2 separate regions of the Mus musculus genome follow, and region 1 is linked to region 2. The links are chromatin loops, found by intact Hi-C in ENCODE. Cell type or tissue: gastrocnemius. All regions are shown on one strand. Each heading gives the region's core, and the rest is flanking DNA. Links, peaks and the distances in the headings are about the cores only.

Region 1 (8,328 bases), core at 62-8,061, 230 kb after region 2:
AAAAAAAAGTCAAGTCACCACTGCAGTTTTAGTATAAAATTAATATTTAAATTGTATTCAAATGTTTGGAAAATTACCAAATGTTCAGGGTCCATTAATAATCTACCAATAAACAAAAGATTGTGATCCTACCCTGTAGACAGGCATCTCTACAGGTTCAACATGGGACAATCTGAAAACACATTATGTCGGCTGAATCTAATAATTCACCCACAGCAATTAAAATAGATTATAGCCAATTTTCCTCATTCGTGTGTTATCATCTTGGTATGCTGAATAAGCATTTAAATGGGCTCCGAAAAGTCTCTGGTCATACTTTCAACCGATCAATACATAATTTATTTGATATGTGTCTGTGTTTAAGGACACCTTGTTTAATTTATATTGCTGATTCATTAACATTGGGTTCATAGTCAATGGCAATTTAGCTTGTACCTCAATATAGCTTGACTGACACAAGCATTGTCTTTATAATACATACCACAGACTTGTGCTGGAGAACACCAGACAGCACCGTAGCCCTTTCAACGTCATGTCAGGGAGTCATTTAAAATACCAAAGTCATCAACAAAAGACATTTAAGAACCCTGACTAAAATCCAAGTTCTGAGACAGGAAATAAAAGATAGTGCTATCTTGTTCAGAGTCACATTTTCGCTGCTCTTTGTAAACACACATTCACATATAGCCAGGAAGGTGCAATGTGTATGAATCTGGGGTTATAAAAAGTTTAAGTATATAGGTGAGTTCACAAATACAGAACTCAAAATTACACTATGAAGTATATTATACTAAACAATTTCCAGCATGTTGGAAGAAGGCTCAATCTACAAGCAGATGACAGAGGGAAGGTGACTCAGAGTGAGAGCAGGCACATGAGGGGCAGGGCCTGAGGGAGAAAGGAGACAAAGAGGCCACGGGCTTGTACAGCAACTGTGACCATCTGAGGGAGGCCTGGTGACACTATCCTACCTAAAACCTCCCAAACAATCCACACAACTGTGAGAAGCAGCAAAGTAGCACTCACTTAACATACTAACTTTCAGGAGAAATTACTACATGACAACTGAAACTACTTGTTAGTAAATGTGCTGACCAGATAGGATAGGGTGCTGTAACCCCACACTCAGAAAACTGAGGCAGGCCCAGAATGGAGGAGAAGGAATAGGAGAAAGAAGTGGAAGAGGAGGAAGAAGAGGAGGAGAAGGAAAAAGAGGGAAGGAAGACGGGATGGTCAGTGAAGCAAGAGGAGAGAGAAAGGAGTGTAGAAGGGGAGGGAGGGAGAGGGGAGAGAGGGAGGGAGTGCATGAGGGGTGGAGCAGAGGAAGAAGGAGAGGGAGAAAGTGAGAGAATGGAATGAGGAGGGACGGCAGAGGGAGAGAAAAGGAGCCCTGAACTCAAATCCATTAAACACCGTCCATACTTACCTTGGTGTTGGCCATGTCTACGATATACTGGTCTCCCTTTATACACTCCATGACTTCAAAACCATCTCTGTCAATAACCTTGGCCTGTGAGCTTCCAGAAACAACAAGAATCATGTCTCCTGTGTTACTGTACTGTAACGACTTGATCTGATGGCTATAAGAAAGAAAAACAAAACAGTCTAATGAAACAGAGGGGTTTTTTAATACTTTTGCTACATTTAGCATAGTCAGTAAAAAATGTTATACAAGTGTAAAATTAATAATTCCAAAAAGCACAAAATCATCCCCCCATGTCCCACAGTAATTTACCAAAACCTCCTAAAACTTACACTTTCAATCCAACCAACTCATGAATATCCTGGCTCTTTTCCAATAAACTTATCTGCATAATTTTTAAAGCTGTATCTTATTTGTTAACTACAACATTTTAAAAAAGAAAAAGAAAAAAGAAATGAGGGTACCTTGCTGGCTGCCAAGCCTGAGGACCTGAGTTCATCCTAGGACCCAAGTTGATAAAAGACAGAACCAACTAGTAGCAATTTGTCCTCTGACCTCTGTGCATGTCATGGAATGTGTGGGCATGCATGCACACACACACACACACACACACACACACACAAAGTAAATGTAATAAAAAAAATTTAAAAAGAGCAACCTTGATGTCCTGAGAAGAGGTGACAACCACAGGAAGTCTAGACACTGACAAATGACACAAACAAGAGTCCCCAAGGTCAACTGACCCTGCCCACTACTGAGAACAAGCAACTCCGTCACCTCACTTTTGCTTACTGCTGTGATTCCTGGTTTAGAAATCACTGTACTGGGTGTTAGCAGTGGTTTTACTTTTTGTAGCTTTTGCATTTTGTATCTAGTTATTTAAACTCTGTGCACGTGTGCAGAAGAGGACCATATGGAGGTGGGAAACAACTTTCAGAAGCCAGCTCTATCCTTTGAAGACAGGTTCTAGGATTCGCAGCCAGGTTGTCAGGGTGGTTGAGCATTTACCATGGAGCATTGCTATTGGCCCTTATTATACTTTTAAACCTAGATGCCTTTATTTGGTTTTTCCCTTTTGTTCATTCACTGTTTCTCGATGCAGCCCTGGCTGGCCTGGAACTCGCTTTACAGACCAGGCTGGCTTCAAGCTCTTAGAGATCCACCTGCCTCTGCCTCCCAAATACTGGGATTAAAGGCGTGAGAAATTTTTTTTTCTTTCCCTCAGTTTCTTTCTGTTCTTTCCTTTTCCTTTGTCTCTTTCTTTCTTCCCCCTGCCCACTGAAGGCCTACCACTAATGGGGAAATTGCTATCAGAACCAGAGCCACCTCTCTCGATCCAGTGAGAGGCACAGCCATGCCCTTTCAGAGAAGGCCTGGATCTCAACCCAGGGCTCCTCCTCGAATGTTGTCCGTCAGCCCCAGAGACAGAGGATGCTGCTTGTGTGCTTGCATAGTCTTTACATAGCTTCTAGTAGAGTCAGCAATCTTATTAAAGTGTTTCTGATCAAATTACATCACATTTCTACACTCTAGTAAGACTCTGACAGATCAAATTTTAGGCAATCAATCAGGAACTGAGAAAATTAGAGTCTATTTAGACCAATTGTGGTTTTATACATAAAACACATCAAATCTTTGATAATTAAACAGTTGAGACTGCTCAACAAAGGTCTTTTAGTAAGACTGTGAGAACTTGCTAGCGTGTAAGACAGACCTCTGTTACTAGCACTCCCATTGGGAAGTGTTAATTTTCTTCAATCAAGCCTAAGAGATCTGGTCCTATGCATTATCACTGTTTTCTGGTGATTGATTTTTGTTTTCAAAGGGAAGTTAAAAATCTTAAAAATAGCAAACTTTAAGGAGAGGGAGTAGAAGCAGGCAGGGGTCCCATCTCTCTGGAACCACTCTACCAACACTGTTTATATTCAGAGGGAGACCTACATCTTCAGCAACCCACATGGGTACTGCTTTGCTTTTCGGCTAGGAAGAAAAACGTTAGCATTTTCGTGTGCTCTCTGTAGTCCACTTTGCCAGTGCTCAAATGAGAATGTTCAGTTCCAACCTCATCATTCCTGTCCCACTTTGCTCTTAATTCTGCTGGCCACAGAGTTAAAAGGACGGGATTAGGAGTCATTAGACACAGTACTGAGGAGAATGAAAGGGCTTGTCCAAGGGGTAGTACATCTGCTCTTCAAATTCCTGCCTATACTACTAAGATTCTGATCAAAGAGGGAACAGAGAAAGCCAATCTGACAGTAAAGTGGAGTCATGAGGAAGTGAGTGTTCTCAGGGAGGCACTCTGACACCAGATGATGGCTTAGTAGCATTGCACAACTCCTTCTGTGAAGTTATTCACAGGGCAAAGGGGGAGACTACGAGAGTGAGGGGAGTGGGGAGGTGAAGACTGAGGATCCTGTAAGTACCTTTTGCTTAGCTAGCAAAACAAGCTGGGACATGCAAGACAGATAAACACAGCTGTCCAGGGCCGTCACTTGGGGCTCATGAGCCAAGGTGTCCGGCTGTAGTGAAAAGTGCACCGGAATGTGAGTCAGAAATCTAGAGATCCAAACCCTCGCTCTGCTAACTGGCTGTATGAGGATGAGCAAGCCCTTCTGCTCCCCGCTGTCTTATATTACAGAAAACCCGCACACAGGAACAGTAGCAAGACTAGACAGAGATGTTCCTGGGCCACAGCATGCTCATGCTACCTGGGTCATTCTGCTGAGTCCCGGCTTCCTCCATTGAATAAGGAGAATAATACTTAACTCACAGGATTGGGATAAGTTGTAAAAACAGTATTACACAGTGGGGCTGGAGAGCTGCCTCAGTGCTTAAAGGCACTCTCTGATCTTCCAGAAGACCTGGGTTCACTTCTCAGCATCTGCATGGCTTCTTACAACCATCTGTGATGCCAATTCTAGGGGACACAATGCCCTCATCTGGCCTCTGCAAGCATTGCGTGCATGTGGGGCACATGCAGATAAAACACCCAACTATAAGAAATCAAACCAACAGTGTCAACTAACCCAGACGCCTGGGAGCTCCCAGAGACTAAGCCACCAACCAAAGAGCAGACGTGGGCTGCTCTGAAGCCCCCGGCACATTTGTAGCAGATGAATGTCTTATCTGGCCTCGTGGGAGAAGGATGCACCTAATCCTCTAGAGACTTGATGCCCCAGGGAAGCACCCTCTCAGAGGAGAAGGAGGGGCGTGAATAACTCTGGAAGGGGGGACTGGGGCAGCAACATTTGGAATGTAAATAAATAAAATAATAAATAAATAAATAAATAAATGTTGAGAATAAAACTTAACTTATAGATTGAAATAATATTATACATCAGAACTGGAGAAATGGCCAAAGGTTAAGAGCACTTGTTTACTCTTGAATAAGACATGGTTCCCAGCAACTACATCCATAAGTGCAGTTCCAGGGGATTTGACACTCTCATTGGCCTCAAAAACACACTTGATTCATATACACACATGCAAGCAAACACCTATATACTAACGTAACATTTATTCAAAATTAAATAATAATAATAATATGCATAAAGATACCCACTAGAGACCTTGAAACAAGTAGTTACTAGTATTACTTCTTAATTTCCAAAGAATAAGATCATACTTATATTTATAGTTATCATTTGATCATCCCTCGATTCCCAGGAAGAACTAACTCAAGGGACACTGCAGTTAGCAAAATCTACAGGTGCTCAGGTCTCTCAGGCAAGCTTGTCCAATACTTTGTCTTAATCTGCAGTTGACTAACTCTGTGGATATGGAACCTGTAGGCAGAGGGCTATGGACCCAACATGTATAATGCAGTGCCGGGAACAGGCCAAGGAAGTGAGTGGGGTGTGGTGCGACCCACTATTTCTATAGGACCTATTTCTATAGGATGGTGTCAGAAAACACCAGTTACTCCAAGCTAGATTACCTTCAGCTGCTTCAAGGAACTCTAAAGAACAGATTCACAGCACAAAAAGAAAGGGTTCTAATTGCAGGCCAAAGTCCAACTGCCATATTCAACTGTTGTTAGCTAAAAGAGATCTTACTGCATCTTCATTCAACTTCTAACTGGCAAAAAAGAAGGACTGGTCATTATGTACTGAGTGCTAGAATCAGGGGCTGGAATAATGACTCAATTCAGTTAAGACAGTGAAACTAAATGAAACATACACCCCCCCCCATATTTCACTTTTGAAGAATGCACGAGAGGCTGAGAGATGGTTCTGCAGTTAAGAATGCATGTTCCTCCCCACAGCCATGTGAAGCAGTTCACAACTGCCTGCAGCTCGGCTCCACGATGTCTGACACCCTCTTCTGGCCTCCGTGGGCTCCTACACTCACACCAGTACAACCTGGTAACTGTATTTCCAATATTCACTAGTTATCTGCAGTGACTGTCACAGAGGGTAGGGAACATAAAGAATACTTTCCATAGCACAAGAGGTTCTACTTCTCTGTTGTCTAAATACCAAGAACAGATCACTAGATCACTCACACTGTACGTGTGCTCAGAAGAGGAGATGCAAAACAGAATTAAAGACAGAATGAAAAACCCAGCGACACTGGGCTAGAATGAGAAGCACTGTGTGACTCATATAAGTTACCATCAATAATCTGCCTAAAGCTACTGATATTCCAGGACAACAAACATATTGAGAATCTGTATCTTGGTATTATCCTCAGTTAATAAACTTCATTTCTGAAATTTTAATGTCACTTTTCCATAAATAAAATTTCTAAAATTAGGTTTATTAAAAACGTTTAAGAATCAATAAGACTTTGTCATTTAAACACAGACAGACAGAACAGACAATAAGCTTTTAAATACATATAAAGTCATGTCAAAATAGTATTAAAGGTTTCTAGTGGACAAATCTGGACAATTTACAGAACAAAAAGAATGGCTGCAACTAACAACAAATAACTGAAAGTACAGAAGTCAAAGAAAAAGAAAACCAGAGGTGCCTATACTGTAGTTAATTTTCTATGCTGTGACAAAACACCGTGATCAAGGCAACTTATTTAAAAAAAAAAAAAACCTGCTTAACTGTCCTGGTGGGTCAGAGTCCACGATGTCAGTAAGAGCGCTGGCTCTTTACAAACGCAGAAATCTTATGTGGACATGTTTCTGTTTTGATCCCAGGGGTGGCATATCAGCTGCTTTAGATTCTCCACAAGAGCTCTGTATGATTTGTCTCGTGCTTTGGCAGGGGTGTGATTCTGCCAGGTGAAGAGAGTTTATTTTTGTTTGCAACTCTGGGGACCCTTGAGAGGATATAAAAATGCCAAAGCCACAGGCAGCGGCTGCTCCCCCGTTGCTACTGTTTGTCAAGTGGTCATGCGCAAACAGGGAAGAAGAAATGGGATATCTTGACAATGAAGACTGGACTTGCCCCAGGAACTTGATGCCCTTAGTCAGCAAGTAGTCTAACGAGATCTATGCCCTGCTTTCCCTCTAACCTTTCTCTCCCACCTGGAGTTGGGGGTTGGAAGGGATGGGGGGGTAGAGTCGGGGGAAAGGATGGTAGATATAAGAACCAATAAAGTAGCCTAAATGTATACCAACAACCACCAATATATAAGCCTCAATGAGATCAATAATCTATGTAGCAAACATGAATAGGTAATAAGTTCATCACTTTTTTTTTTTTTTGGTTTTTCGAGACAGGGTTTCTCTGTATAGCCCTGGCTGTCCTGGAACTCACTCTGTAGACCAGGCTGGCCTTGAACTCAGAGATCCACATGCCTCTGCCTCCCAAGTGCTGGGATTAAAGGCATGCGCCACCATACCCAGCAAGTTCATCACTATTATGTATTACATATTACCAAGTTATTTCTCCACAAAGGTCCTGTTAAGTATGTATATACATACATACATACACATATACATACATACATACATACACATATACATACATACATACACACACATATATATATATATATATATATATAAATTCACTTCACAGTGAAGTGATTCCTTCATTAGTATCAGCAATATTCGCTTAATGTAGGAACCTATCAGTACAGTATAAAGCCTAATCAAGTCTTTACTCTTCTCTGACTGTACTGGGGAGGAGACAAAGGAGTAAAAGGATACCACAAGGAGCAGCATGTGCGACGCCCATATATGGGCAGAAACAGAAAAGGCTGCTATCGGACGCACCTTGTCAAGCCTTTTTAGTGCAACGCTAACTGACCATACAGGAAAGTGACATGGACCACTGCTTGGATAAGGACTGAGTGTGTACCATAAACAAAAACACATTATAAGCCAATTGTGGTGGCATGTGTCTTCAATCTCAGCATTCAGGAAGCAAAGGCAGGGGCAATTCTATGAGTTTAAGACCAATCTGATCTACACTGTGAGTTCCAAAGACAGCCAGGACTACATGGAAAGACCGTGTCTCAAAAAAACAACAAAAACACCACATTACCAAGCCTTATTTGCTGGAATATTTTAAAGTAAAGCAAGGAAGGACTGAGTTCTAAATAGATGTATTTTTAAAAACCAAACAACTGGTAGAAAATGCCTTGAAAACAAAGGTCAAGGGCCAGGAGAGGGCTCAGTGGGGAAAGCGGCCTATGGCCAAACCTGAAGCTCTGTGCTAGATCCCCAGGGCCCCTGTGACAAAAGGAGAGAAACAGCTCCTGCAAGCTGCCCTCATTCTTCACGTGTACACTGGCACATGCACCTACACACATAACACATGAACATATACATGGAAATAATAGATGTATATATAGTTTGTATAATGCATAAAAGATGTGTTTTATATGTGTGTCACATATGTATGTGACATACGTGTCAATGAAGCTAAGGAAAAGAGATGTATGGTTTATTTTCATTTAATAGTTATATAATTTATATAAGTTCAATATTATTCATTGTAGAC
Region 2 (8,293 bases), core at 294-8,293:
TTTCTAAGCCCATGTACACTGCTACTATGCATCTATCAAAGAAGGAAGCACCCATCACACTCTGTAGACAACAGAGAGCATCCTTGCTTCCCTGCAAGGTGTTGTTGAAAGAGCTGGTTTGCACTAGGTTTAATCTCTCAATCACAGTAAGTTAGAAAGAACAATTTCCCTGCCCACAATAACTTCACTGATAAGCCTCTAAAGTGGCTGATCTTTGACTCTGGGTACTTGTAATAATATGTCATCTTCCCCCCCACATTGCCACACACATTACCCCTATCTATTGTCTCAGCTTCTTCCAGAACACATACTCCCCAACAACTGGATGAGTCATAAGAGGAGAGGGGTGTAGATGTCAATTGAGCCTGTTTATGCTTTCACCTTCTCCGACTAATAAAATTAAGGAGGTCCTACTACATTCAAGCCCGGTCGGTGGCTGCCGGTAAACAGGTTTCCCTAGCAGAGACCTACCTTATTTAGCACATATCAAAGACAGACCGGATTCCATACCTATGTGGATGGGACGTATTTACAGTTCAGCCATATGCAAAGGGTGCAAGAGCCTGTCCTCCTCTTGTCCTCTACAAAGAAGGCTCCTGGCTTCTGGTGTTCAGCTAACCAACAGGAGAAAATGCAGAAAAAGGTCTGTCCTCTCCCCCTTTTTTCAGAGCGCTAGAAGGAAGGCTGAGTCCCTCTCGCTGGAAACTGCACCCAGTCCTTGCTTAGGTTCGCCAAATAACTTTTTCAAAACTCTTGAACAAAGGCAGGTTTATGCCCTACCTTCCCTGACCTCTCCCTGATCAAGTGATCTTACGCCTCTGGAATTGTGATTTTGAATGTATGTGCCTACCCCACGTCTGGTATTGTATTACAACAGCATGGAAATGAAGCCTAGGTCTGAGAAGCCGGCCAACCTCAGAAGCCTTCTTCATTGCCGGCCATGTAATACATGATATGCAAAGCCTCTGACTTCAGCCAGCAGATATTTGGAGACCGTGTTGGCCCTAGCCTGGGGACTAAACTAATGTGTGTTTAGGTCAGAAAGCGAATCAGAAAAGCCACTGGAGGGCACGTCACGCAGTGAGAGCTCTATAAATGCATCCCCACTTGCAGCGTGCCCTGGCAAACACTCTGTTCTCCTCTCTCGGCTGTTCCGCGCTTCTTCTTCTCGGTGCTGGGAAAACTTCTCGGTGCAGGCTGCTTGTCTTCTCGCCCCTGCCTTCTGTCCTGCAGAAAACCGGGAGGGCAGGACACTCGGAGGAGGAAGGACAGCCTTCGAAGGGGACGAGGAAAGCGCCGAGGTAGCCTCCAGCAGGCAGAGCGCCCTCCCTCGGAGCGCCAGACGCTTTTACCAAGTTGCGATTGCCCCCTGGGGCTGCTGTGAGCCGAGCTCAGCGCACGTTCCTGTGGATCTACCCTGCTAGAAAACGCGAGCCCCGCCGCGGTTCCTGCAAGCCCCGTGAAGAGGCTCTCGGAGTCACCCACTCGCACCCCGCACCGGGCTCCCGCAGCTCCGGTGCCTTTTGCCCGGATCTCCGTCCCTCCCCCACACTCAGGCCGCCGTTGCCGCCGGACCCCCTCCCCTCCCCCCTCCCGGTTCGGCGCCCCCCTACTCCCCAATCCCGGCCCTCTGGCCCGGGCTCTCCACGGCCAGCCTGCGCTCCTGGCGCCCTCATGTCTTCAAGGGACTGCCAGCGCGGTTTGACGTGGTGTCTCGTTCGGATCTCCAGGCAAGACCTCGGCAGCATCAGACAGGCCCGCCTCGCACTCGCAGCCACCGCGCCCCGAGGAGGTGCAGAGTGAGGCGACCGCCTCGGAGCCACCCGCAGCGCCCGGGGCCCCGTGCTGCTCCAGCCCAGAGCGAGCGCCGCGCGCGCAGCCGTGCCACTCCTCAGCCAAGGCAGGGGCGGCTGCTCAGACTTAGTCTTCTTGGGGTCCAGGAGGCCGGTGTGCGAGGTGTCGGCAGCCTTCGCCCTCCTCGCGGCGGCGGCGGCGGCGGCTGGCACGGTGGCCGCCGCCTCCTGCGTGTCCTCGCTGCCCGGCGCGACCCCTGGATTGCGTGCTCTTGCTCCCGACCTTCTGGGCGGGGCCCCGCGCTCCTGCCCGAGGTCCGGATGGGTCTCCTGGATGGGATTCGGGCCACTTGGAGTTAATGTCCAACTGGGGGTCTACGGAGACCGGATCCGAGGTAAGAGAGGGAAACGTGCTGGAGGGGACAGGGCGGGCGGCGGTTGCGTCGTCTGAAGGCAGAAGGGCGCGGCTGGACCCCAAGCGGGCGACCGAGTGTAAAGTAGGAAGGCTAGGAACCGGAGGGAGGCTAGACTTGCGGAGGATAGGTTGTCTTTTCCGCTTGAACAAAAAAAGTACAGACAGAGACCCTGGTGTCCTGGAACCCTGAAAAGCCAGAGAAGGGTAATTCCCCTACCTCGCTCTGTACAGTCCTGGAACCCAGCGTGCGAGACTTGGCTAGCTACTAACCCACCGCAGCCAGCGTCTTTTCCAGAGTGCAACTGCAGCGTTATCATAGCTCGGAATGTTACTTACTGTTGAGCTTGTTTGGGTCTGTTCTGGGAGAAAGCTAAGCCCTGGGAAGGAGGGCTGCAAAGGTGCTGTGAACCTAAAAATAGAGGGCTCGCCTCCTCTAGAGAGATTTTGCAAAGCGGAATTCCTCCCCTCCTCTGGCCTTTTGCTTCAACTTTGTAAATGCCCTTATGCGGGGTCGAGATTAGGGAAGTAGCTCCTTACAGCGAGCGCCTCGGCCTTAGGATTCTGTCTGGAAAGACTCTTAGGAACCCTCCAGGTCCCCGCCAGGCCTTGGGGTGATTGTTTTAATTACCTCTTCCTCTTCTCTTTGGCACTCTGTGTCTCTTCCCCCAACACCCCCTCACCCCCACCCACACACTACTTTGTACCACTTCAAGGCAGATTTTGAATGGGGATGGTTTCCAGCCCCACGCAGGGAAAAGGAACCCATGAATCGGGAGTAGGAAGGCACTTTAACAGGTTCCTCCCTGCTTGCAATCTTGCCTGTAGCAGAATCTGCCTGCAGGGCGGATGGGTACACCACGGGAAGCTTGTCTAACTTAGCCCTGAGTTCGCCAAGTTTGTGCTCTTTGACCGGGATAAAGGCAACTCTGCCAGTTCCTTTAGGGAATATGTTAGAGAGCGCTCGACTCACGCTTCCTCGGTGTTTTGAATACGTGTTTAAGATGCAACTAGCCCAGTAATTATGCTCCTCCTCTCTCCAAACCTCCAAAGACGGATTCGCAGTTTCTTTCTTGCCCTGACCATGCCCTCCCTCTCTCTGAGCTTTGGTGGGGGAGGTGTCTTTTAAACAAGTGACAAGTGTGTAGTGTCCGGTTAGCCCGCGGCGTTTCTAGCCCGCATCTGCACGAGATTCTTGTGCTCTGGGGCCTAGAACTCTACCTTGGCTCCTCTAATAAACAGAACCACCCCTGGCTTTTTTCCCCGGGAAGCATCCCATATTTTCTCCCTTTCTCCATCTTGGGCTGGCCACTTATAGGGCAGTGGTAAGAGAATGCGTCCTCAGTCAAGGACACTGAGCACAGTGAATACAAGCAACAGATCTTTTAGTAATTTCTGCCCAGACCCTACAGGAAACACCCGAATTTATAGTAAACTCTCCTCCCAGGCCACCAGGTCTTGAAAGCAAATCCCAGACAAACTTTCCAGCCTGCTAGCCCCAAAATGTGCGGGGGGGGGGGGGGCACTGGTGGCAGGGAGCGGCCACCCACTGCAGAGTTTTCTAGGTGATAGAGGATTAGGGGGTCTAAAAGTAGGTTGCCAACCACCTCAGGTGAAATGAGGAGACAGGATATGGGGAAAGAGAATCAAAGAATAGAAACCCGAAAAGTGAGGATTCACATAAGGACGTCTATAGGTCCCTGCACTAGTATGGGGATATGTGGTAGAAACATTGGTTCTTCTACTGTTTTATATTTTTAAATGACAATCCAGCCTACCCGCCGCGGGAAGACAAGGCCCGAGCGGTTTCTAGTGCCCCCTGGTGCCGGGAACTCAGAATTGGTGAGCGGCGATTTGGCAGTCCCTACCGCGGCTTTTCTGAGCATCCTTCAGCCCCCGTCCTAGGTCCCACCTGGTGCCCAAATGCACAGAGCGATCCCTCTGCCCCGCTGGGATGAGTTGATCCCAGATGCAGAGTAGAACCGGCTTTCCAAGTCCGAGAGAGAATGGGGTTCACTTAGCAGAGTCAACCTCGGAGTAAAAGCTTGGTACCCCGCGCGGGCCGGTGCCTTAAGCACGCGCAGCAAAGGCCACGCGCGGCGGGAACTGGTCTGGCCAACGCTTCAGGGTAGAAATCGGTAAAAAGAAAAGTAGGGATGCGGGGCGGGGCCCAGATGGACTCCTTGGAAGAGCATCCAGGGAGATGCACACCCCATCCCCACCCGGGTGTTGGGGGGGAGCAAGTGCCACCAATTAAAGAGCGGCTCAGAGAGGAGCGAAGAGCGGGTCCCGCGTCTCTCAGAGAAGAGTGTTCCTGCACCTCCTCGGGATTGGGGGCGGGGTGCTTTCGGGAAGCCCGATGCTGCCCGCTTACAATAAGATGGAGAGTCTCCTTTGGCGAGGCAGAGAGTGAATGTTTCAAGTGTTTTCCTCCTTTGCCAGCGTCGCCTCGCTTCTGATCGAGGCTCGCCATGTCCAATTTTAAAAGCTTTCCGTGAGCCAAACTGAGATAGATAAATAAATAAATAAATAAATAAATAGGAAAACCCTCTTAATGCGGAAGGGAAATCTGGTGCCTCCGCCGCTTCCTGCCGACCGGCACGGCGATCCAGGACCGCGCCTTAACCCCGCGCCTCCCTGCCGCTCGGGACTGCCAGCCATTTCGCACGCACCCGAGAGCTGGCAAAGCTAGCACCCCGGAGGCCTTGCCTTCCCCCCCCCCCCCCGCTCCCCGCTCGCGAAGCGCCTCTCTGCACTGCTGCGTGAGGGGCGGGAGCCAGGGGAGTCTTTTTTTTTCCCCCTCCTCTGGGGTGTTCGAGCCAGCCCGCGCAGCCGGAACCCCGGAGCTGTGTGGTTCCGTCGCTTCCCAATCTCCGAACCCAACAGCTGCGGAGAAAACAGACGCCCAAGGGATGGAAAATGAATTCGTCTCCGCAGCAGTGGGAGGTGGCAGCCGAATTAAATGCTTTCCTAGTGGCCTTATCTAGGGACCTAGACTGGAATTCTGGGTGGAGATTGTGAGGGGCGGGAGGGATGTACCCCGGAAAGGAGAGAGAAGCAAAAGCCTGGAGACTAATAGGAAAGGTGCAGGGAGGTGTGTGTGTGTGTGTGTGTGTGTGTGTGTGTGTGTGTACCTGAAAACTGATTTGCCCTCCCCCATTAAAAATGTCAAGACTGTTTTCTCAAAATGCATGATTTACCTGATTTGAGAATGCTCCCCAGCCAATTCCCCATGCTGGAACAACGGGACTTGTGAGTGACAGAGTACCACCATACCCGAAGTGATTCAATCTCTCTTCCCCCGTCTCTTTGGATGGGACTTTTCGCCAAGTGAACATAGCCTTCTTTATTAGCAAGCTCACCCCAGACTGCAAGGCCTTCTTCCTTTCTAGAGATGTGAGGTCTTAAGAGTCCAAAGGACTCGGTGTTCAGGACTCTTACTACGGTCCTGGGTCCTGGAGTAGCTAGGGGAACCGAAAGATAGCATCTCTGCTGAGAGGGACAGAATTAGGACCAAAACTTCACAAAGCTGCAAAACTAAAATCAAGGGCGTGTTCGGGTATACCACGGAGGGCTTTAAATGTCAAGATAGATCCAGTCGCCGCCTACTAACAGTGGTAAAACATTTATTGGGCACTTTCTGGACTTGTTCGTGAGTTAATGATCCTAAGAAGTGGAACTGGTATTTTAAGCCAAACCGATGCTTCCGAAGTTAAGTGACTTAACTTGGCACTTTTATGCAGGCCAGAGTCTGCAAAGTCACATGAACTTGTTCTGGTGACATTTTTTTCTTTCACTTAGCCAGGATGTTTAAAAGGTAGACAGAGGGAGGGCAAGTGTTTCCACCAAGCCTGAGCCTACACCCTGCCTAGTTAGAAGAAAGGTCCAGCCTGGGACAGATAGGTGAGCTTGATTTTAGTCCCAGAGGTAAAAAGCCTGTTGTTTGCATCAGCGAAAGGATGGCTTCCAGAGCTCACATATGGGAGTTGCTGGGGAGGGGAAGGGTGGTCTCTGTCTGTCGAGGGCCGGGCAAAGGTAGCCAGATGGGGGCTACCCCGTGCGCCCCCGCCCCCCGGGAATATGGGATGTCGCGCGAGCCAGTAGAAGCAACGGGCCCGGAGTTGTGGTATAAATTTATGTCCATAATCTGACCTCTGGAAGTTGGAGGCTGGAGGACCGAAGAGTGGTCAGCAGTGCACCCGTTGGGAATGCGAGCTGCACCTGGGGTGTACCAGGGATGAAGGAAGATGGGCGGGCAGTAAACCAGAACAAGGGCGGGGTGCTTAGGGAAGCACCGATCAAAAGCAGTGCGGGCGGAGAGGCTGTGAGTTGGGAGCAGGTTGGGGGGGGGGGCAGGGAAGTGGTGAAGAGGCTGCCCTGCAGTCAGCACCAGGGTCCTGGGCGTCTGAGCCTAACTTGCCTGGTGCGGTTCTCTTCCCCGCTGCCCGCCCGCGCAGGTGCCGCCGCCGGACGGGACTCTAAGATGAAGTTATGGGATGTCGTGGCTGTCTGCCTGGTGTTGCTCCACACCGCGTCTGCCTTCCCGCTGCCCGCCGGTAAGAGGCTTCTCGAAGCGCCCGCTGAAGACCACTCCCTCGGCCACCGCCGCGTGCCCTTCGCGCTGACCAGTGACTGTAAGAACCGTTCCCTCCCCGGGGGCATCATCCGGCGGACCCCAGGGCACCCTACCGCAGCATGCACGCACGCAGTCACCCGGGCCAGCCGGGAAGGTTGTGCGCCTCTCCACTAAGTGGGAAGGGCTGGGAGGCCCTTAAGGGTACTCAGCTGCATGCCGCTGCCCAAGGGTTTCCAGGCGCCTTGCAAATACAGAGGATGTGGAATAGTGTCCCTTTATCATTCTCATCAACAAATATCCCACTATCGCCACCATCACAACCACAACCAGGGCACACACACATTGCCCCCAACCCCTTACTTCCCTGCCCCTCTAAGAATACACAGCAGGATCTTTCTTTTAAGGCTATTTTACTGTGCCTTGCTAAAACCCTCTTGCATTTTCATCCTGAACTGCACTTGCAAGGAGTTTTGTGAGAAAGGCCAGCCAGAGAGAAAACACAGAAGGACCTCCATTTCCAGAGCTAGCATCTGCCTAGTGTCAATTCTGTTCAGAAGAGTTCTGCTATAGGAAGAGTCCAGGGTGACTAGTGCAAAGTGGACTGAAAGGGAGAAACGTTCAGAATGCACAGTGCTAACTCAAAAACAACAACCACAACAAACGCAGGGTACTCTTAAAACAAGTCTGTGATTTACTGCTCCAAAGCTAATGCCTTCTAGAAGCGAGCAATTACAACCTATCCTCCAGTCCTCAGAAGTCCATACGGGTAAAGTCAGATAGACAGGAAAGGAGTTACAGAGAAAATGAAAGTATCTAGGTTAAAAGGTGGCAACAGAAAAGTTGATACAATCTCAAAATACTCAGCGGCCACCCACCTCACCCCTTAGAACGAGTGGCTTTGAAGGTTTGCATTTGAAGTGCCCTGTGGTTATGACCACCAGGGAAAGCTTGAGTCAGCCCAGGACGTACAGAAACCCTTGGCCCTGGACAAGAAAACAGGCAGAATGTGGCAAGTGTTTCATTTCAACAACAAAAATGGCTTCTTGTATAAGGGTCAAAAAGGGGCGGGGGGGATAGAATTTTATAAGGATTTTGGGAGTGATTTGTGGTTTAAAAGGAACGTAGTTGGTCCCTTGAAATTCAGACCCAGACCTGTCAATTAAACTCATCTTTAAAGAGCCTCACTTCAATCCCAAGCTTAGGGCGTACAAATATTTCTCTGATTGAAATTCTAAATGCCCTCTGTTGTTGTCTTCATTTAACCATTGCAAAAGGGCAAACCAAAGGGACAGGGGCAGAGTGGCAGATAATAATAGTTCTCAAATTCAGGTATCAGTGGAGAGAACTCTGACTGTTTGATTGCATTCTGATTAATTCATGGGGGTTTAATTGCTATATTAGTATCCTGTCTACCGGGGCTTGCTTCCCACTAATTCTTCCAAGTTAATGGCTTTAGAACTCAGTGTGAACAGTTTACAGCTCCACGGAAGGAATGCCTTTCTTCTCCCACGT

The links. Peaks named below come from ENCODE experiments on the same cell type or tissue, not always from the same donor. Only the 100,000 strongest peaks of a DNase experiment are listed, where the experiment ranks them.
Region 1: it touches region 2 in a loop (2.0-fold over the local background); 4 of 42 quality-filtered maps call a loop at or near these places.

The regions. Positions count from the first base shown.
Region 1 is chr15:8,034,305-8,042,632 of GRCm38, forward strand. It overlaps Wdr70 (WD repeat domain 70), which reads right to left. Exons shown (of 18, transcript NM_001081402.1): 8 at 1,427-1,580. Among named protein-coding and RNA genes, the nearest start is that of Wdr70, 61 kb to the right of the region's middle. In gastrocnemius, for the core only: CTCF peaks have their summits at 4,377 (motif pointing left) and 5,746 (motif pointing left); no DNase peak of the experiment used is centred there; H3K27ac peaks cover 877 bases.
Region 2 is chr15:7,808,927-7,817,219 of GRCm38, forward strand. Gdnf (glial cell line derived neurotrophic factor) reads left to right here and starts at 6,624. Exons shown (of 2, transcript NM_001301357.1): 1 at 6,624-6,839. The coding sequence starts at 6,689. In gastrocnemius, for the core only: CTCF peaks have their summits at 1,256 and 4,024 (motif pointing left); DNase peaks (open chromatin) are centred at 1,426, 1,744, 2,147, 4,055 and 5 more places; H3K4me3 peaks cover 4,574 bases; H3K27ac peaks cover 1,107 bases.